2 separate regions of the Homo sapiens genome follow, and region 1 is linked to region 2. The links are chromatin loops, found by intact Hi-C in ENCODE. Cell type or tissue: dorsolateral prefrontal cortex. All regions are shown on one strand. Each heading gives the region's core, and the rest is flanking DNA. Links, peaks and the distances in the headings are about the cores only. Region 1 overlaps SBNO2 (strawberry notch homolog 2). Region 2 holds the start of ATP5F1D (ATP synthase F1 subunit delta).

Region 1 (2,891 bases), core at 12-2,511, 130 kb before region 2:
GTGGGTGCGGCCTGGGGGCAGAGCTGCTCTCAGGGCCCGGCCAGGCGGGGGCGGGGCCGAGACCATGTTGGGGGCGGGGCCAGGCAGCGCTGGGGGCGGGGCCGGACTCACCGAACTGCTGGATGGCGCGGTCGGCGCTCCACGGCAGCTCCAAGGTCATGTGCACGCGGCGCCGCTGGTTCTGGACACGGCGGTCGGCTTGGAGGGAGACACCCGAGCTGGAGGCCTCCGAGATGATGGCCACGAGCTAGGGGGAAAGAAGGGGCCGGGACACGGTTGGTGCAAGGCCCGCCCCAGCGTTGCCGCCACCTCCTCACCCACTAGGCCCCCGCTCCAGGTCACCAGGACGTCCCGGGGCAGCGAGAGGCCTGCGGGGCGCGGACACCACCCGCCACACGGCCACTCGCGCCCGCACCTGGCACACACACACTCCAGAAGTGCGCGGGTCCACAGTCCCCGGGGACCCTTGGGCCCCTCTGTGCCTCTTGGGTCCCGTGGGCCGCGCCCAGTGCACTGCAGCCCCGCACCTTCTCGCCGCTCATGAAGCGCTGCTTCTCCCTGAGGTTCACGTGGTCGATGGACAGACCCTGCTCTGCCCGCGACTCGAAGGCCACCGTCCCGTCGGGCCTGGACACCACGCGGCCTTTCCTGCCGGTCATCTGCAGCCGAGACAGGGACAAAACCGGCCGTCAGTGTTGTGGCCTCGCAGGAGTCTGGCCACCCGTGTCTCAGCTTCCCTATGTCCTACAGTGGTCATGGGCTCCCAGCTGTGCACGGGAGGTGGGGGTGCTGGGAAAGGGAGGGCGGGACTGCTGGACCCAGGCGATGTGTGCCTGTCCAAGGCCTGGTATTATCAGCCAGCCGGCGCCACGAAGTGAAAAAGTGAAGCTGGGCGGGGGCAGGGAGTAGGAGGCCGCAGAACCAGGCCCAGGGGCTTGTGTCCTGGCCCTGGGCACCCCAAGGGGTGCGTTCAGGCAACGATCTAAGCAGAGGCCTGCGCAGGCCAGGCTGGGGGATCTGGGGCTTAGAGGGATGGGGCAGGCCGTCCACAGGAGGTCGTGGCCTCCCGGGCCGAGCTGGACAGCACGCTGCTGCCCCAGGGCTCCCCAAACGCCCCCTCCTCGCAGGGCCGCGGAGACGCAGAGTGACCAGCAGGGGCCACCAGAGCTGCACACAGCCTGCGTGAAGCCCCACCCACTGCCCATGCCCCGCCCACCACACTCCAGCTGCCACGTCCCACCCACCTCCGCCACCCGCTGGGGGCCGCCCAGCTGGTCGATGAGCTCGTCCAGGGTGTTGACTGGCAGTTCCCGGCCCAGCCGCCGCACTTTGTCCAGCAGATCCTGCTTCAGCCGCTCCACCCGCTCCAGGACCCCGGGGCCATGCGGGTCTCTCTGCAGGAGGCACAGGGGTCCTAGGGAGGAGGTGGAGGGTCAGGGCAGGACATGTTGGCTGCCTTCTAGGGCCCACCTAACTCAAGGCTGGCCCCTGGAGGGCAAGGACAAGGGGCCCGGGGCAACCCTGAGGGACGGCAGGGTGGCGGGGAAGCCCGGCACCGTGGCCCAGGACTGCTTTTCTGCACTTGTCTCCCTGAGACCAGCTGGGGCGAGACTAAGCCTCCTGTCGCGGACCAAACACTGTGACCTCACTGCCTCCACAGGGGTAGGGACTGCCCAGCCCCAAGCCCCAGCTCTGCCTCTGACCAGTGGTATAACCCCTGACCTCCCCTCTCTGGGCCTCAGTTTCCCCCATCTGTAAAGTGGGCACCATAGCAGCAGCTGGGCTCAGGTGGGCTGGACTGAGGGCTACAACCTGGGGTGGGTGGTGACCGCCAGGAGGCCGGGGGAGCCTCAGGCTGGAATCCTGACCCAGAGGTGGCTGCTCAGCCTGGACTGGAATCCTGACCCACAGGTGGCTGGCCAGCCTGGGCAAGCCCTCACCCCGGTCGTCACTGGGGAGCCCGACTGCATCAACGATGACAACGTCGTCATCCACCAGGGACTCGGGGGAGGAGTTGAAGTCGCTGTCCAGGCCAGGGTCCGACTCCGTGCTGCTGTCGTCACTGATGCGGATGACGCCCGCTGTCTCGCACGCCAGCCGGGGGGCTTTGGCCCCGCGTCCCCGAGGTCGCCCTGCAGGGAAGGACAGGGTCACCGAGGGCCAGACCGCAGCAAGGTGGAGGAGCAGGTGGAGGAGACGCAGCAGGACAGAGCAAGGCCAGTGGTCCGAGCTGGGGAGGTCCATCCGAGAACCCCCTGCCTCTGGGCAAGCAGCTCAGCTGTTCTCCAGGGACGCCCTCTAGGGAACCCCGTGCCCTGTGGCCAGGAGGGTACGGTGTGGGGGGCCATATTTTATTTATTTATTTTCTTTTGAGACGGAGTCTTACTCTGTCGCCAGGCTGGAGAACGGTGGCATCTCACTGCACTCTCTGCCTCCTGGATTCAAGCGATTCTCCTGCCTCAGCCTCCTGAGTAGGTGGGATTACAGGCGCCCACCACCACGCCTGGCTAATCTTTTGTATTTTAGTAGAGATGGGGTTTCACCATGTTGGCCAGGATGGTGTCGATCTCCTGACCTCGTGATCCACCTGCCTCAGCCTCCCAAAGTGCTGGGATTATAGGCGTGAACCACCACGCCTGGCTTATTTATTTATTTTTGAGATGGAGTTTCACTCTGTTGCCCAGGCTGGAGTGCAGTGGTGCGATCTCAGCTCACTGCAACCTCCACCTCCCGGGTTCAAGCAATTCCCCTGCCTCAGCCTCCTGAGCAGCTGGTATTACAAGCATGCACCACCACACCTGGCTAATTTTTCTATTTTTAGTAGAGATGGAGTTTCACCATGTTGGCCAGGCTGGTCTCAAACTCCTGGCCTCAGGTGATTTGCCCGCCTC
Region 2 (2,891 bases), core at 292-2,791:
ATCGTCTTGTTCCCAGCAGGACCATGACATGGGCAGGCTTCAGGGTTTTTTGTATTTCGGTTTTGCTTTTTGGAGAGACAGAGTCTCGCACTGTCGCCCAGGCTGGAGTGCAGTGGTGTGATCACGGCTCACTGCAACCTCCACCTCCCGGATTCAAGCAATTTTCCAGCCTCAGCCCGGAAGGTAGTTGGGACTACAGGTGCGCGCCATCATGCCCAGCTAATTTTTGTTTTGTTTTTTTTTGTAGAGATGGAATCTTGCTATGTTGTCCGGGCTGGTCTCGAACTTCTGGGCTCAAGAGATCCTTCTGTCTCAGTCTCCTAAATTGTTGGGACTACAGGTGTGAGCCCCCACACCCCGCCAGGTTTCTGATTTTTAATAAAGACTCCCTCTGGCTGTGTGAAGAAAAGGTACCTGTACTAAACGGGGGGAGGCTGGGGCCTCCTAGGCAAGAGATGGTAGCCGCGGTGGCCATGCTGGGTGCACAGGCCGGGACAGGGCGGAATTCCAGAGGAACCCCAGGTTTGGGGCTGGAGTAATGGCGCCCTCACCCGTGGGCGACCCTGGAGTGGGGACTGGAGGGAAGTGGTTCCACGAGTGAGACTGAGTCTATTAGGCCTCCCAGTTTCCTGGAGTGGCAGCTGGATATGCGGTCCTGAGAGCCAGGAGGTGCACAGGTCACGACTCGAAAAGTGAACAGGCCTCCTCCTCTGCACCCCCCGAGCCAGGGCCAGGATGACCAGGCTCCAAGTGACCGTCACAGCGCTGGCCCGGTGGGAGGAGCCAGGCCCACGCCTTCATCCTGAGTCGGACCAGCAGGGCCTTCTTCAGGTGCTTGGGTTCCAGGGGACAGTGGCGCCCGCCATTGCACTGGCCTGAACACGGGCAGGGGGCGAGGGTGCAGCCTCCGGATGTAGGGAGCCACGGATCGTGTCGGATTCGCCCACAGCAGGAGGCATTGGATCTCCCTGGCTGCACCCTTGTAAAGCCACAGCCCCAGGGCCTCCCCTGCTCCCTGCACCCCTGGGGTCCAGCCCACCGCGCCAGGCTCAAGGCCCTTTCCAGGGAGCCCGAGCCCCAACCCCCGCCATCCCCGATTCCGCATTTTCCCGGAGCCTAAGGAGCGGGGCTGGGGGCCCGGCCGGGTGCCGCAGACCTGCGTGAGCGCGGGGGCGGGGCGGTGACGTCATAGCCGCGAGCGAGGCTGCGCGGGCCGCTGGCTGACGGCAGCGGAGCCCCGAGCCGCCCGCGCACGCGCTCCTGCGTCAGAGGCGCACGGGGGCGACGGCCAGGCAGGAGGTGGGGGGTCGGCGAGCGCATCTCCGGGCGCGGAGCGCCCTCTGCCGGCGTCGAGGAGCAGCGCGCCGGGGTCCGGGATCCCCAGCGAGCCCTCCCGCGTCGCCCGCGCTGTGCCCCTCGCCGCGGTCGCCGTTTCCTAGAACAGCTGCACCTGCAGCCTTCCACCCTGTCCCGTCCTGCACACTTTCTCGGCTTTTACTGTGATTTATTTTTGGCTTTTGCCACCACCTACCACTACGACCTGTTTGTTTTTAAATTTTATTTATTTTTTTGTTTGAGACAGAGTCTTGCTCAGTCGCCCAGGCTGGAGTGCAGTGGCGCGATCTCGGCTCACTGCAACCTCCCCCCCCCCCCCCCGCCCGGGTTCGAGCTATTCTCCTGCCTCAGCCTCCCGAGTAGCTGGGATTACAGGCGCCCACCACCATGCTCGGCTAATTTTTGTATATTTAGTAGAGACGAGGTTTCGCCATGTTGACCAGGCTGGTTTCAAACTCCTGACCTCAGGTGATCCGCCTGCCTCGCCCTCCAGATCGGATAAAGTGCTGGAATTACAGGCGTGAGCCACCGCGCCCGGCCTGACCTGCTTATTAATGATCTCAAATGTCTGCTAAATAACCCCCGGCCCCAGAGTGGGATTCTCACTCTGTTGCCCAGGCTAGGCAGTGGCGCAATGATAGCTCACTGCAGCCTCAATCTCCTTAGGCCCAAGCGATGCTCCCGCCTCAGCCTCCCCAGTAGCTGGGACCACAGGCGTGCATCACCACGCCCGGCTAATTTTGATTATTTGTAGAGACGGGGTCTCCCTCTGTTGCCCAGACTGGTCTCCATCTCCTGGGGTCAAGTGATTCTCCTGCCTTGGCCTCTCAAGGTGCTGGGATTACAGGTTGGAGCCACCACACCTGGCCCAGAGCCGGAAACTTGATGTTTTCTTGATGTCTATCCAGGGCCCTGCATCCAATGAGCGCCCCAAAAATCTTTTTTTTTTTTTTTGTACAGACGGGTCGGGGGTGGGGGCGATCTACACTATTGCCCAGGCTGGTTTCCAGCTCCTGGCCTCAAGTGATCCTCTGGCCTCAGCCTCCTAAAGCGCTGGTATTACAGTCGTGAGCCACCACGCAGCCGAATCTTGAATTTCACTGAAGTTCGTTTTACTCCACCTCCCAGGACGGTTTCACCGCCCTTATCTGACCACCCCCTGGTTCTGCCGCAGCCCGGGCCGGAACAAAACTGCAACCCCCAGAATACCTCACGACGGGGCACTGCGTCGTCAACGTCGCGTGCGCCCTGCCGGGAGTCGTAGTTCGCGCTTGCGCTCTCGCCGGGACTCCTCCTCCCAGACGTCCCTGCGCGTCGTCCTCCTCGCCCTCCAGGCCGCCCGCGCCGCGCCGGAGTCCGCTGTCCGCCAGCTACCCGCTTCCTGCCGCCCGCCGCTGCCATGCTGCCCGCCGCGCTGCTCCGCCGCCCGGGACTTGGCCGCCTCGTCCGCCACGCCCGTGCCTATGCCGAGGCCGCCGCCGCCCCGGCTGCCGCCTCTGGCCCCAACCAGATGTCCTTCACCTTCGCCTCTCCCACGCAGGTTCGGGCGCTGCGGG

The links. Peaks named below come from ENCODE experiments on the same cell type or tissue, not always from the same donor. Only the 100,000 strongest peaks of a DNase experiment are listed, where the experiment ranks them.
Region 1: it touches region 2 in a loop (16-fold over the local background); 30 of 110 quality-filtered maps call a loop at or near these places.

What each region holds. Positions count from the first base shown.
Region 1 is chr19:1,112,291-1,115,181 of GRCh38, forward strand. SBNO2 (strawberry notch homolog 2) reads right to left here. Exons shown (of 32, transcript NM_014963.3): 18 at 1,941-2,132; 19 at 1,245-1,414; 20 at 528-659; 21 at 112-247; 22 at 1-11. Among named protein-coding and RNA genes, the nearest start is that of GPX4, 9.7 kb to the left of the region's middle. RefSeq lists enhancers at 1-389, 390-1,309. In dorsolateral prefrontal cortex, for the core only: CTCF peaks have their summits at 1,143 (motif pointing right) and 1,345; a DNase peak (open chromatin) is centred at 1,221; H3K4me3 peaks cover 702 bases; H3K27ac peaks cover 1,969 bases.
Region 2 is chr19:1,239,117-1,242,007 of GRCh38, forward strand. It overlaps ATP5F1D (ATP synthase F1 subunit delta), which reads left to right and starts at 2,635. Exons shown (of 4, transcript NM_001687.5): 1 at 2,635-2,875. The coding sequence starts at 2,735. CBARP-DT (CBARP divergent transcript) reads left to right here. Exons shown (of 2, transcript NR_186324.1): 2 at 248-404. RefSeq lists enhancers at 840-1,398, 2,265-2,394, 2,435-2,504 and silencers at 1,106-1,465, 2,805-2,891. In dorsolateral prefrontal cortex, for the core only: CTCF peaks have their summits at 1,353 (motif pointing left), 2,578 and 2,781; DNase peaks (open chromatin) are centred at 1,225 and 2,605; H3K4me3 peaks cover 2,162 bases; H3K27ac peaks cover 2,500 bases.